2 separate regions of the Homo sapiens genome follow, and region 1 is linked to region 2. A link is a loop called in an ENCODE intact Hi-C map of the cell type or tissue named here. Cell type or tissue: dorsolateral prefrontal cortex. All regions are shown on one strand.

Evidence for each region. Peaks named below come from ENCODE experiments on the same cell type or tissue, not always from the same donor. Only the 100,000 strongest peaks of a DNase experiment are listed, where the experiment ranks them.
Region 1: a loop joins it to region 2, with 2.1 times the contacts of the local background. A loop is called at or near these places in 6 of 110 quality-filtered maps.

The regions. Positions count from the first base shown.
Region 1 is chr6:166,753,607-166,761,606 of GRCh38, forward strand. It overlaps a transcript of RPS6KA2 not described here. Among named protein-coding and RNA genes, the nearest start is that of RPS6KA2, 130 kb to the left of the region's middle. In dorsolateral prefrontal cortex, no CTCF peak of the experiment used is centred here; a DNase peak (open chromatin) is centred at 4,318; H3K4me3 peaks cover 1,512 bases; H3K27ac peaks cover 1,003 bases.
Region 2 is chr6:166,631,194-166,639,193 of GRCh38, forward strand. LOC107986671 (a long non-coding RNA gene) reads left to right here and starts at 2,439. Exons shown (of 3, transcript XR_001744466.2): 1 at 2,439-2,821. It also overlaps a transcript of RPS6KA2 not described here. In dorsolateral prefrontal cortex, no CTCF peak of the experiment used is centred here; no DNase peak of the experiment used is centred here.

The sequences.
Region 1 (8,000 bases), 120 kb after region 2:
ATCCACAGGGACATAAAGTTAACTGTTGTTATTATGAAAGTTTGTCACCTCCCTACAAACACATCTTGACTGTTATTTAGATTGTGTTAATGTGTGGTGTTATTATAATAAAGCCCTTATTACCACACTTATTGTGGTTGTTAAACAGTCATTAGCAACCATGAAACTGGGAAAATACACTGAGCTGCGTTGCCCATGAGCTATCACGGTTAATAATGAAGAAAACAGATCAAGAGCTCTGGGATCCTCTACAAGAAGATGCCCACTTTCCCGAAATTTCAAGAGAGACGACTGTCAGAAACGTACTAACCCAACACAAGCATGATGAGGAACCCAAATTCTGGAAAGTGCCTTTGGCCATGCTTGAACTTGATCTGTAATGCTCTCCTGTGCCGTCCGTCTTCCCGTGAGAATCCAGCCCCGAGCCCCAGCCACACAAGACCTCAGTCTCCCTGAGGCCCGAGGTGCATGCAGTGATGACTGCCTAGGACCGCCTCAGTGCCTGGAACGGTTTCTCAGGCACAATTCTCACCTATTTTTGCATTTCCCACATCATGTATGTTGGAAGAATCTTGAATACACAAAAGCTACCAGTTTTAAAAACAACTGACAGTGTTTTAAAACTTAGGCTCTATTATTATTCAGGTGTGGCAGGGCAACAGGTCAGGAGACAACTGTCAGCGAAAAGAGAGTTTGTTACTCACAGATCCCAAGAGAGGGGGCCAAGCCCTGGGGACCACTCAGGGATGCACTGAGCCTGTCTGGAGGCAGAGGGGTGCAGGAACGTGTGGGCAGGGGCCTTTCACGTGGCTTCCAGGGAAGGAACAGGTGAGCCAGGGTGAGCCTGCATGGGACTGGTTGGTAAGGGCAGTTCCCGTGGGCCCTGCTGCACAGGGGGTTGCCCTCGCTGGCTGGTACTGGGCCCTGGGAGGATTAGGGCAGGAGGATGTGGCCCAGAGCGTGAGAGTCCATAAAGGAGGTGGTGGGGGTGGGCTCTGGTTTGCATTTGAAAAGTGCACTCCTGGGTGAGTTGCCTGCTGTGTCTGGGAATTAGAAACCCTGGGGGAGCAGCCTCTCCAGGGCCAGCAAGCCTCCCCCTGCTCCCCACCAATGTCAAAGCATCAGATGCGGAAAATGACAAGGCCTGGTTAGTGTAGACAGGTAGAGGTCCCTTTCCCAGTCCTCAGGCTGGTGTGCTGCACCCTCCCAATGCCATGTTTGACCATTGTGGTCTCAGGGAAGGGCTCTGAGATGGGTGCCCAGGGCGGCGGGTTCAGGCCCTGCCCTGTCGCTCACTCGTCACAGGGTGAACTTGGGTCAGGAATCTCAACTCTCGGCCTCAGCCTCCTCATGTGTGCAATGAAGGGGTTGGGCTCTGTGATTTCAATGACCCCTTCCAGCTTCCAGATTCCACGAGCCCCTCCTCGTAACCTGGAACACAGAAAATCTATAATCCTGTGCTTGTCAAGGAGCCCAGACCCAGGGCCACTGAATTCCAACAAATGTATGATTCCTCAGCCAAAGCCGTGAAGGGTGGCTTGGAGGTTTGCATCCACGCATACTTCTAGGTGGCCTCAGATGGCCCCTGGGGTAAAGGCAGATCTTCCAAGGGCAGCTTGCTGGTCTCTGCAGTGTGGATTCCCAGTAGGAGTGCTTTCTCTGCTTTCCGTTTTAGCCTTACCGCCCCAGCCTACAACCCCGGGCATGGCAAAAACCTTATGAAGAGATGCATTGGGCCTCCTAGATGCATTCTGTTCAGGGTGTTCACTCCTTTATACGGTGAACTCTCCAGGAGAACCAGCAGGAGATGTTTCTTACAGGGCTCGGAACAGAAAGAGATGTGTTTACCTACACAACTGGGGTTTATTTATTTATTTATTTATTTTGCTTGTTTTGTTTTTATGTTTCCAGTCTGCCCTGCTGCGCTCCACTCCTTGAGAATCCAGCAATCTCAGAATCACACCCAGGCCCACCTTCCGCAGGGCTGGGGGTCCTTTCGACACGCACCATGGCTGCTGCGCTCCGGCCCAGCTTCCTACCTCCTCCTTTCCTTCACCTAAACAAACGCACTTATGGATTAGCTTAGCCTTGTATGGAATATAGGTAAGTTTACTGACATCTTTCGGACGTAAGACGGGGTGTCGGTAAGGAAATACCCCCACTGATGTGACTTTATTTAAATCAGAGCAAACAACTGCATGAGAAGCTGATGTCAAGATGTAACGGACTCAGGGCTGAGCTGGGTAAGGAGCTGGAATTCACACTTAGAGACCTGTCTGTGCTTGTCACGTGTGGATAAGCCACTTGTTTTCTTTATGCTCAGTTTTCTTAATTCCAAAAGTTGAAGTAAACAACTTTCATTCACATTATATAATTATTTAAAATAATATTATTTCAGGAGTAATTTCAAAATAAAATATAAATATTCCTTAAAATTATATTCTGTGGCCGAGGCGGGTGGATCATGAGGTCAGGAGATGGAGACCATCCTGGCTAACACGGTGAAACCCTGTCTCTACTAAAAATACAAAAAATTAGCCAGGCGTGGTGGCAGGAGCCTGTAGTCCCAGCTACTCGGGAGGGTGAGGCAGGAGAATGGCGTGAACCCAGGAGGCAGAGCTTGCAGTGAGCCGAGATCGCACCACTGCACTCCAGCCTGGGCAACAGAGCGAGACTCCGTCTCAAAAAAAAACCAAAAACAAAATGTGCACACAGTTGGAAAGTCACAGATTTTCTTTCAAAATAATGTCATACCCATGGGTCTGTCAGTGATTTCTAGAACACTGTATTTCATATTTTTTCTTTTTAAAAAGAATTACATGAGTTACACTTAACAGCAATTTCTCAACAGATTGTAGGAGCAATTAGCATGACCTGGTTTGGATCCTAATCTGATGCACTCTGATTACATATGATTATAAACACGTTTGGGTTAACTCACTTAAAAATGGGCAATCTCGGCTGGGTGTGGCGGCTCACACCTGTAATCCCACCTCTTTGGGAGGCCAAGGTGGGTGGATCACCTGAGGTCAGGAGTTCGAGACCAACCTGACCAACATGGAGAAACCCCATCTCTACTAAAATACAAAATTAGCCAGGCATGGTGGCGCATGCCTGTAATCCCAGCTACTTAGGGGGCTGAGGCAGGAGAACTGCTTGAACCCGGGAGGCGGAGGTTGTGGTGAGCCGAGATGGCGCCATTGCACTCCAGCCTAGGCAACAACAGCGAAACTCCGTCTCAAAAAATAAAATAAAATAAAAATAAATAGTAAAATAAAATGGGCAACCTCAAGGGTGGGAGGAATGAGGAGTGTTTAATGGGAACAGAGCTTCAGTTTGGGATGATGAAAACGTCGCGGAGATGGCGGTGGTGGTGGCTGCCCAATGTGAATATACTTAATGCCGCTGAACTGTGCACTTAAAAATGGTTAAAACTGAAAAATCTTACGCACATTTCACCATCACATAAAAAAAAGCAGAAACAATTTTTTAAAGGGCAAACTGCTAGCTCTTGAAGAGTTGGTTCTCTTCACCCAAAACTTTACCTTTTAGTAACAGTAAAAATAAACGTCAGCTTTGTCATATTTTCTCCCCTTTGCTTCTGCACTTGCAGAAAAATTACGGACACCCTTCCCCTCAGTTGTGAAAATACACTTGGGAACAGAAACATTAAGTTTTCTTGGGCTCAAACACACCCTCAAACACAAGATAAATTAAAAACAAGGCAAACTTCAGCCAGACATGAGGACCTGCTCTTGGCACCGCTCCGAGACCTGTGTTCATGATCTGTGAGATTCCACTCCGCCCAGAAAACAGCTTGCCCCTGGCCGCCCAAGCTCTGTCACACCCGTGATTTCCCAGCAGTAAATAAAAACTGCCAAGCTCCCTGGGACCCCCATTTCCTGCGAGCCCTCCCTTACCTTTCTGAGGAACAGTCTCTGCAGCTTCTTGTGTGGCAGCCTGATCATCATGATGCACTCCCCAGGTCCCGGGGGCCGGGCTCCCCTTGCCGTCCAGCCATTCTGCCAGGGCAGCCGCCACTCCTTTTATCACCTTGTGGGCTGCTGCGCCCGTCCTCGTCACCAGGCAGCCACCCCGCACACCTCCTCTTCCCTCCCCTCACCCCTCTCCAGGCAGCCACAGATTCCCAAGCCGGGAGTCCTGCCCCTCACAGGCACCAGCTGTGAGTTGAAAAAACTCTGGCTGCAGACAAAACCCCCGCTTTGCAAACTCAGAAGCAAAGGAGAGAAGCTGAGAAAACCTCAGCCCCGAGGCTGGCCTTCTCCTCTGATGAGAATGCGAAGTTACTCATGCTGCTCCGAATCCCAGCAGGCTGGAACACAACATCTGGCAGAAGCCGGCAAAGCAGAAGCGTCACTTAGAGGCAATCAAATGTCAGAAACCATCAAAGACACTCTGAGGGGCAGGCCTGAGGTCCTCCTCAACGCACACCTGCCCCCACTTGCCCACAGCCAGGCTGGCAACGTGCCTTAGCAGTGCATGAAAAGACACTTCGGTCCTTCTCTGTGTCATTTAAACTGAAAGGAGGAGGCAGGCGTAGGAGGAAGGTGAATGAAAATGGTTGCTTATTTCTTTAGGTGGCGCTGGGTCAGTGAATGCACACCAAGGGTGCGAGGATGTCATCACCCTGTATTACCCCTCCAGATGATGCCTCCGCCCCAGAGACACAGGCACGTGCACATGCATGCACGTTCTCTCTACAAGCTTTTCCCGGGCTAACTCGGAATATGTCCTCTCTGGCTAACATAAACATTTGCTTTGTTTTCCTGATCAAAACTGAATTCCCATGTTTCCAGAACATCAGCCCCTTTCTTGCTTTCACTTGCCATGGAGCCCTGCCTTGGTTCTGCCAGAAGCGTCCAGGGCTCCGTGTGATTGGCAGCTGCTGAGTACAGGCGGCAGGTTCAGAGTCAGACCCAGGACACTGGCGGAGTTTCCTTTGTTTACTGGTATAGCTTCTTGTTAATACATAAATAGCTTTCTCCTCTGAAAACCTACAGATGCAACAGAAGAGACCTACCAACTGACAATCGCCTTCGAGGTGACAGACAATAGAGGCCACGGCTAAGGATGCAGGTGTGGAAATAAACAGATATAAAAACACAGGACTTGAAAAGAAGGAAGCAAAGGCAAAGAGGAAATTTAAGACTGAAATGGACAGAAATGACCTTGATTTAGGGTAGTGCATTGCTAAAAGACGGGGCCCTGTCCATCCCTTCCTTACTCCAAGACATTGAGATAAAGAATATTTCCTTCCCAATCAGACAGAAATAGTTGAAGTGCAATCGTCCTTTCTCCAGTGGTTGCTATTTCAGGAAATGGGTTCTACCAAAACAACTTTTCACCCATTTCGTGGCTTCCAGAGCACACATGGCGTATGTTCTTTCCCTTGAATGCAGAGCTGATTAAAACTCATTTATCCAGGTCAATGTTGCATTCGTGTGTGTGTGTGTGTGCACATGTGTGTGCCTGTGTGTGCAGGTCTGCGTCTACACAGATACATACATACTTCAGGTAAATAACAACTGAAAGGAGCTTTGGTCAGTCCTTCAGAGGGACTTTCTAAGGGATCATTTTTATTAACCCTACTTTCCACTATGGGAACTTTATTAAGAACCTATAATGTAACATTTTTAGAAACACATGCCATACATCTGCCATTATATACACATTTTTTTCTATTCTGGAGCCGTTGGCAAATATTACTTCTAAGCAGAACGGTCACACTTCTGAGCTGTTACTTTGAGAATAGAGCACGGTTTGTTCACAGGCCAAGTTATGGCAACAGAAGAAAATGCCTCTGTCTTCCAAAATTTCTCAATTACCTTTTGCTACTTTTGCTGGCCCAAAATAATAACACGGGGAGATTAATAGAAAATAAGGCTCTTTCTAGTCTCACGAAATTTCGTCTCTGTGATTTTATGTGAGTCTCAGCACTGCTGGTGTGTTTCAGCCTTGACTTCTCTCTGTGAAATCATCAGGAGCTTTAAAACAATCCCAGTTCTATTTCTTTTCTCCAAAATGAATCCACATCCACATTTCACCTCTTTGAAAATGCTGGATCTTAAAATATATGTGCAGCCTTTCACAGAAATAGGCACTCCTGCTTCCTGGAAACACACTGCTGGCGTCTTCTCATACCGTCTACCGCTGGCTGCAGCCTCAGCTCCTGCGGAAGACACAGCCGCAGCCGAGTCCGTATCCTCGCCCAGCGGTCAACGCAGCGCCGTTCCCACCATTGTACAGAGAGGTTTGTGCTTGGTGAAGCCCTACTGCAGGGGATTTCTGAGTGTCGAAGGAGGACAATATAAAATATTTTCCTGAAAACTTAACTCTGTGGTCCTTCACAAATACTTTGTTTTAATTTTAAAATATGTAGTATTCAGGCTTGATTGAGATTTAGAAATTTTTACTAAATTTTTGTTTGAGGGTGTGGTGTTGGGGCCCTGGTATTGTTTCAAATACACAGGAATAAAAACGGAAGGTTTCTTTTGGCTATCTGTAACCTATTCATTCGGTTGGCAAAGATGCGTAGCTCATGTAGGGCAATGTTCCCAGCTTAGGCAAATCAGGGGCACCTGGGGAATGGCGATTTGGAGAGAGGAAGGTGGGCTCATTCTGGTGAACAAATATTTCCTTAGGTAATTTTGCACACAGAGTAAAAGTGAAAGGCTTCTTAAGAAATTGTGTTTACAATTGTATAAACATCTTCTTTCGAGGATATATTGAGCTGGTCTAATCTCCAAAGGAAAAATACCCAAGTCAAGCAAAGCAATTGAACTACATCGAAGATGAACTCACCAAAGCGATCTACTGAATGTCAAAGTGATAAGATCATCGCACAGAGTATGTGGGCACCGCCCCCACCCCCATCGCGGTCTGGTTTGAGACTGTGAGGACTCCAGGTTGATTCTATCGCTCCTGGCAACAGGAAACTAGCATAGGTTAGATCAGTGCAAGCCACGGAAAGCTTGAAAATGGCTCGGCCAAAAATGCTCATCTTTCCTGCACCACATATTTTGCTGGAATCGCTTGAAATAGCCTGCTCACTGGCAATCCCTCTTCCCATTTCCAACCTGATGGCAACGTGCATGGATACTGAGTTGGGGAAAGAAGAATCGGATGGGGGAAATGGAGGCACAAAGGGTCCGAATAATCCTCACCTACAGTCATTTGGGTTTTGGTATCTGTATTTACAGTTATCCTAAATACAATTCAATCCAAACTTCCATAAGAATTAAAAGGAAATTTTCCAGGACTTGGTACTTTTGAAAGTGCATTAGCAAAATAAATCAGGCCTTTGGTCTCTGGCTAAATGGTGGTCATGTGAGAGCTAGTGGGTTTGCAATGGAAACCCTTCATTCTTAATGGCATTTAATTGCAGGTGGATGTGAGTTTGCGAACTGAATGTTGTCGTGGTGATGATGGCAAGAAATTGCCTTTTATTCATTTCTGAGACCGAGTCTTGCTCTGTTGCCCAGGCTGGAGTGCAGTGGTGCGATCTCGGCTCACTGCAACCTCCGCCTCCCGGGTTCAAGCAATTGTTGTATTTTAGCCTCTTAAGTAGCCACCGCACCCGGCTAAATTTTGTATTTTTTGTAGAGACAGGATTTCACCATGTTGCCCGGGCTGGTCTCGAACTCCTGACCTCAAGTGATCTGCCCGCCTCAGCCTCCCAAAGTGCTGGGATTACAGGCATGAGCCACCACACCTGGCTGCCTTTTATTTTATGCCATGGGGAAATCATCATAACAATCTTGGCTTACTCATCTACCAAATACATTTTTAAAGACATTATTTTGAAAACATCTCTGGCTAATTGGTGAAAAGCAGCTATTACTGTGTATTGGCTATGGCTTTAAAAGCATTGCTATTGTTGACAGGTGAGCATCCACCTTCCAGCAGCAGAACCAAAACGCTCACACAATTCAGCCCAAAGAATAAACAACCACGACACAGCGGAAAGCATCTGTTTCGTG
Region 2 (8,000 bases):
AAATGACAGAAATAAAGCTCTAATGGTGAAGTACCAGGAAATGGAATTTACATTTGAAACCAGAGGGCCTGGTTTCTGAGTAGTCAGGAGAGGCAGGTGGAAACCCACAGGCCAGTTGTACTTGACCCTTATTGACTGGCTTACATTTAGGAAGAAAAACCACATTGGGTTTCAAGCTGTGGAAACCATCATGGTTGGCTTCCTCCCTCCCCGCTGGAGCCCTCATCCCCCATCCAACCTGGGTAGGAAGGCACAGGGCTCACAGAAGGTGGGCTTCACCTGCAACACCTCCCCCGCCAGCCCGCTGTGAGGACAGCTTTGGATTTTATTGGTTTTTAAATACTATGTTCCTTCATACCACTTTCTTTTGAAACCCATTTATAAACCATAGGGCCAGAATCTACAGAGAGGCTGATCAAATAACTTTCCTGGTAACACAGATTTTTTTTCGTCCCTCTGCCTGGGGCACTCTGGTGCCTTCCATGGTGTCAGCGGAGCACGGCTGGAGTCATGACTCCCAAACAGCGAGAAGGGAGGGCCCTGCCTCAGTGAGCCCTTTTTCTCTTTGAGACAGTGGAACCCAAGAGATAGATGCGAACACACAGAGCAGTCATAGACACAGCGGAGCAGAGACAGACCAGAGAGAGGCTGCGCGGCAAACGGAGCCCAGACAGGTGGCACCTCAGGGCAGCACCAGTATCAGCTAAGGTGTAAATGCCTCGAAAAGACCTAAATCAAACACCACATGAGAGAGATGAAATTCAGACAGAGAGGCGGTGGGGACAGCGCTCCTCTCCGCACATTTCCAGGATACTAACTCCAGCTGCCATGCGGTGCCTTCAACCTCCAGGACCTGTCTGCCTCATAGCTGAAGCTTTGTACCCTTTGAGCAACATCGCCCTTCCCCACCCCCAGCCCTGGGGAGTTTTTAGACTCCACAGATAAGTGAGATCATGGACATTTGTCTCCCCATGTCTGGCTTATTCCACTTAGTATGATGTCCCCAGGCCCACCTGTGTTGCCCGCAGGTAGCTATGTGAGATGATGGGTGTGTTCATTAGCTTGATTGTGGGAACCCTTACATGAGGTATACCTACAGCAAACACCATGGGGTGTCCCTTAAATTATGCAACTTTTGGCTGCACGGGGTAGCTCACGCCTATAATCCCAGCACTTTGGGAGGCTGAGGTGGGCAGATCACCTGAGATCAGGAGTTCGAGACCAGCCTGACCAACATGGAGAAACCCCTTCTCTACTAAAAATACAAAATTAGCCGGGCATGGTGGCGCATGCCTGTAATCCCAGCTACTCGGGAGGCTAAGGCAGGAGCATCCCTTGAACCTGGGAGGCAGAGTTGCAGTGAGTGGAGATCATACCATTGCACTCCAGCCTGGGCAACAAGAGCGAAACTCCATCTCAAAAAAAAAAAAAAAATTTCTTTGTCAATTATACCTCAACAAAGCTGGAGAAAATAAAAAGAATGAATGAGGAAGGACATACAGAAATCAACAGCAACAACACAGAGGAGAAAGACCAGAAGACAGACACAAAGACCAGGAGACCAAGAAGGAACTTAACCCAAAGGAAAGGAAACTGGGAGCCCGAGCTTAGTGAGGGAGGAGAAAGCAGGGACAGACAGCGCAACTCAGGAACAGGGTCGGGGAGAGGCAGAGGCACACTGAGCGGTGTGGGGAGGCCAGAGGACAACGTGGACTCAACATGGGCGTGAAATACCTCGGGGCCGGGCGCAGGGGCTCATGCCTGCAATCCCAGCATTTCGGGAGGCCGAGATGGGCAGATCACTTGAGCCCAGGAGTTCAAGGCCAACTTGGGCAATATGGCAAAACCCATGTTTTCTCTACTAAAAAATACAAAAATTAGTTGGATGTGGTGGTGTGTGCCTGTGGTCCCAGCTACTTGGGAGGCTGAAGTGGGACGATCACTTGAACCTGGGAGGCGGAGACGGCAGTGAGCTGAGATCGTGCCACTGCACTCCAGCCTGGGTAACAGAGTGAGAGCCCATCTCAAAAACACCAAAAACCAAAAAACAACCTCAGAGGAGATTGCCTAAGTCCACAGAGCAAGAAAGGAAATTGGGGCAGAGTAAAGGGGTGAGTTTCTTCTTCTACCTCTGGCCAGTGTGTAAGGATGGGATGCTCAGAGCTAGCAGTACTTTGGGCCCATGAGGTCATGCTAAGCATGGCACAGCAGAAAACTGGAAACATTTTGGATCCTTGATAACACTGTTGAGTTACTGCATTAACCAAGTCTGCAGCCAAACCGCTTTGAGGCTTACTTCTGTGGAAAATAAATCTTCTCGTTGAGCTGAGTTTTCTGTCATTAGCAGCCAAAGGAATCCTAACTGATATACTGAGCAAGGCATTCGTTATTCACTCGGTTAATCCAGACTTAAATCTAGTTACTAAATCTAAATTTTTATAAAAGTTACTTACAGATTATTTAATAGTCATAATATTTGTAAAACATTATGGTAGAAAATGCTGTGAGATTATAATTACAGTTATAATTATAGGATGGAAGAATTACTTGTTTGAATTTATTCACGTATCATGCATTTCATGATCTCTTCCTCTGTACTCAGCACTGTGCCCTCTCACAAGATCATCACGGGCTAGTGACAAATGATCAGATACAAAAATATACTATGAGTCAGCGGAACGTGCCACGCTTTAAGGCAGACAAACATGCAGCTGGCCCATGGGGAGGGAGGAAGGACTAGAGGGACACGGGGACGGTTTTTCAAACCAGGCAAGTGGAGACGAGAGCAGAAAGAAAGAGCAGCTTGCGCAAAGGCCCTGGGGTGAGTGACACTGTGTGGGCAGAGTGTGGGCTCAGGGCGTGGGGTCAGGCAGAGGGAATGACGTTTGTTCTCAGCTTAACAAAGAGGCCACTGAAACGTGAAGCCAAGGACGACAGGGACACACTTGCATTTGAGAAAGTTCTCCTGGCAGCAGGGTGCACAGCAGAGGAAGCAGATTCGGGGAGGTGCCCCTGTGACAGTCTTGTGGGGCAGGACAGTGTCCTCATGAAGAGCAAACCGCAGTGGCCACAGTGATGGAGAGCAAGAGGCCGAGGTGGGCAGTAACACTGGGAGCAGAACTTGCCGCAGACCCACGGGCTGAGGGGAAGGAAATGGGGCCGGACGTTTCCAGGATAAGTCCTTGCGTCCACAGGCGCCACCTCTGAGTTGCTCCTCCCCCTTCCTCATCCCTCCATTTTACCACCTCGAAATCAAAATCGAAATCGAAATCGCTGAGCTTTTACACAGTTCACTCAGATGCTTCCCTGTAAATCCATGACTTGCAAAACTGTCAGGTTTTATTCCAACATGACCACAAACATGGAAAAACAAAGACATGTGTAAATTATGTGAGATGAGAAAATAACACATAACTCTAAAAAGGGAATTTCATTTGCAAATGTTTTTTGAGGCAGAATCTCACTCTGTCCCCCAGGCTGGAGTGCAGTGGTGTGAACTCAGCTCACTGCAACCTCCTCCTCCTGTGATTGTTGAGTCGCTGGGGCTACAGGTGTGCGCCACCTTGCCCAGCTAATTTTTGTACTTTTAGTAGAGATGGGGTTTTGCCATGTTGACCAGGCTGGTCTCGAATTCCTGACCTCAAGTGGTCCGCCCACCTCAGCCTCCCAAAGTGCTGGGGTTACAGGTGTGAGCCACTACACTCAGTGTTCATTTGCAGATTTTTTTAGTGTTTGGTATAGTTTCACACCATAAATACCTCACATCCTTAAAAATCCACAGGAAAAAAACTAATATTCAAGAACTAGAACAATTTTTTAAAATATGAGGAAAATGAGACCATAATTTTTAAATTATAATAATTTTAAAAAGACTTGTGATAACGGAGAGCCAACGGTAGTACGTGAAAGTGACCGTGTGGGGCATACTTGGTTGTATTCATGTTTGTGACTCACTAATTATCAATCACTTCTCTCCCACGTACACCTTGGCATGAATGAGTTAGAGAACCACGGCAGGAGCCCAGTGTCATTCATCAACCCAGGTCCTCTGCGCATCTACTGTGCCTGCTGCTGTGGGCTGTGCTGAGGCTGGGATCTGAGGGGCTGGGCACAGCAGGGACTCCTGCCCTGACGGGCACTGCAGTCTCTGGGGTAGCACAGACAAGCCAGGGTGCGTTCACTCCCAGGCAGGAAGGGCTTTAGAGGGGAGAGAAAGCCCTACGGGAGCCCCCAGAGGAGCCCTTAGTCTCGCAGATGACTGCTACATTCACAGGCTATGATGAGCAAGCGCCAGCCAGATACACAGGGACAGACAAGGGTGTTCCGTCAGGGAAGCTCAGGCTAAAGGCCAGTGAGAGCATGGTCCTGAGGAGGTTCATTTGGCTGCTGTGTGAGGGTGTGTTGGAGTGGGGACAGGGCAGAAGAGGGGTGCTAGGTCACATGGTAGAGAGCCCCATGGAGTTTACCCCAGAAGAGGAGGAAGAGCCCGGGAGGCTTTGGCAGGAGGATGCCATGAGCATCACCTGGGTGTGTCTGCAGAAGGACGTTCAACTCTGAGCCTGCCCACCTACTGCGCTCACCCCAGGACAAGCCACCATCCCCACCCTGGGGAGAAGGCTGCATCCACCCCAGGAGGGTGACCTGGGTGTGTCCGGTAAAGGGTGTCTTAAGTCTGACCCTGCTCGTCTTCTGCGTCCACTCCAGGACAAGCCACCAACCCTACTCTAGACCAGGGTGGTCACCTGCTAGCTTGGCCGCCCATGGCCATTCCACATAAATCCAAATCCAATCATCCACTTCTCTGCTTATAACTCTTCCAGGCTTCTTACTTTCTTGCCAGTAAAGTATAATAAAACCCAAACTCCTCGTTCTGCCTACACTGACTCTGCTACAAAGACCCTGGGTCTCACCACCTACCGCCCATCCCGCCCTGCCCCACCCTGCTCCTGGGCTCCACCAGCCTGGCCTTCCCTTCATTCTTGGAACCGCCAAGGCCGTCCCACCTCCAGCCTTGGGTTCTGGCTCCTTCCTCTGCCTGGGCCCCTGTTCCAGCTCGCTCTCAAGCTTTGGCTTCCAGCTTGAATCAGTACCTCCCTGCAGAGGCCTTTCTGGATAGCCTATCTCGGACAGGCTTGAATCAGCGCCTCCCTGCAGAGGCCTTTCTGGATAGCCTATCTCAGACAGGCTTGAATCAGCACCTCCCTGCAGAGGCCTTTCTGGATAGCCTATCTCAGACAGGGCCTCTCTCCACTACTCTCTAGAACACCTCATGCTCATTTTCTTTACAAAACTTCTGATAATATGTGATTCTTCTTCCTTTTCTCCTCCTCCACATATTTCTCCTCCTCCTCCTCCTTCTCCTCTTCCTCTTCCTCCTTCTCCTTCATCCTTTTCACCTTTTAAATGCTTGTCTCCAGTAATCACAATATAAGGCCCTAAAGGACAGGAACTTTAACATCCCAGAGGCTGCTGTGACACAGAGCCCAGCTCACAGTAGGCACTCCGTGGATATCTGCTGCCCTTGTTGAATAAAGACATTGGGGAACGAGGCCAGGAGAAGCAGGGTGTGGCCGAAGGGAAGTGGATGAACTCCAGGGTTAAATTTAGAACAAACAGGATTTCAGGATTGATCATTTGAAAGGAAAGTTTCTACCAACTCCCTGAGATACACTAAGTTTGAAAATTTCAAGGACAAATAGCTATAGGCCAATTTTTAAAAAAAAGTGCTGAGAGGCTGTTCCAAAACCCTGACACTGCTCCGGTCTCTGAGAACACAGGATGGCCTGGAGAGTAAAGGAGGGGAGCATGCAGGGGAGGAAATTCGGCAGCATCTGTGCTGAGCACCCTTCCTCTCCACCACCTAAAGGGCTGGGGAGGTGCCGCCTCTGTTGTTGTAGCCCAGGCAGGATGACTTTGTGGGGCCCCTTGGGGAGTGCTGATATGCTAGGACCAGGTGGCTTAGGTCTGGCTTCCACTGGGACCATCTGGAGGGGAACGCGAGGAGGACAGAGAGGCTGTGTGGTGGCTGACCCTGTCCGCGCAAGGCTTGTTGGCCAAGGACACACGAGTGCTTCCTACAGGCCGGGCCTGGGCCAAGGAGGGGCCATGCGAAGTCCTCAGAGACCCTGCCTGGAGTGAAGCCAACAGGGACCTCCAGGAGAGAAGGGTCAGGCTGGGGAAGAGAGGAGATCAGTCGAAGCCCATTCTCTCCCCTCCTCTTCCTCATTCCTGGCTCTGGCCCTGAGAGGAACAATGAGCCGAGAGGAACAATGAGCAGGTGCCAGGTCGGGGGAGAGGGTGGTAGGGGACACACAAGGTGGAGAGTAGGAGAGCCAGCAAGCTCAGACTGCAGGCTGCCTGCGCAGGTCTCTGAAAGGGACCCATCCTGAAGACCGGAAATACTAACCAAGCGCTCAGAACTTAAAGTCAGTGTGGGCTGTCTGTTGTCCAAGAGTGGGAAGAAAAGCTGTGGAAAGTGATAGGGTCCTCACTGGAGAAGGGGGCGTTTGTCCCACTGGTGGACATTGAAATGTGTGTTTTGACCCAATCTCAAGCCAGGTTTGTTCAAGTCAATGAGGTGAGGAAGCAGAGGCAGGAACCAAGAAGCGGGTTCAGATTTGCAGCATAAGACCCCGTGTCTCAGCCGTGGGGGCCGCAGGGGACAGAGCCCACTCCCCAAAGTGGGGATCCAGCAGGGCGCTGCACTTGGCCTGAGGGCGGGGCTGAGGGAGGACCCCATAACCCCCTGGATGAGGAATCGTGGTTGAACACTGGCGCTAAGCAGGGGGCCGGGAGCGTGGGAAATCCTCTGGGAGTTTGTGGCCACAGCCAGCCTTCGCCCAGGGGCACGGCCTCGGTTCACCGCCTGTGTGAAAACAGCAGCACCAACTCCGGCTGACAATTTAAAGTGGTCTTGAGTTGTTGTTGCCCTAGGTGCCTATCAGAAACAATCACAAATGCTTTCTAGAGGAATCTGCATTAGAGCCAGGCTTCAAAGAAATCCCTCAGACACAGCTCCAAGGAGCGCAAGCTCGCAATCACTGTGCGCAAAATCCACAAGACCGCTGAAGTCAGGAGCACAGCCCGAAAGCCAGCCAGCCGCAGACTCGGCTGTGAGCAGGCTCCAGCCACTGGACCCTCCAGGAGAGAGCAGTGAATGTCAGATTTGATAAGCTTAAGGAGATAAAAGCAAGATATGAAAATGCCATTAAAGACAAGAGACTCAAAGTGACCAAGCAGATAAAAAAATGAACAACGTCGCTCTTGAAATGGAAAGACATGAATTACATATAGCTGAGCACGTGTACCATTTATTAAAGAGCAAATTAGATGTAGCTGGAGACAGGCGAAAGACGGATCTAAAAACGACCGCGGTAAGCAGGAGCCTGTGATGGACTGTACACTGGGAAGTAAAATATCTTGAATTAAATTTCTACCCGCTGTTCAGATCCTATGACCTGACTTTGGCTGAAATTCTGAGTCTCTAGAACAGTGGTTCTGGGGCGGTAGAGGATGGGTCCCAGGGGACGTCTGGCAGTGTTAGAGACATTTTTGATTGTCACAGCTGGGTGGGGCTACCGGCATCTCGTGGGTTGAGGCCGGGCACTGCTGAACCCTCTACAGTGTACAGGACAGGCTCATTACCAAGACGTGTCCATCAAAAATGTCAGTAGTTTCTGTTCCTTCTGCTCAGTTTGTTTGAGAACCTAAAATGGCTCTTAAAAAATAAAGTCTATTTTTAAAAATGTTGATGGTGAGGTTGAAAAAGCTCACTTTAGGATGAAGAGGGAGGAAGAAGAGGGAAAAAACCCTGTTCTCACCAGGTCGTCACCTATGCAAACAGCAATTTCATGCAGTTAAACCAATATGTGGAAGGGCTTTATAAATCATAAGGTGCTCAATGGAGTTATTCGTAGAAATCCTAGAGTTTCACACAGAAAATTAATGAAATGGCTGGGAAGGCAGTCGACTCCCAAATATGAGAATTTGTATCTGAAAAC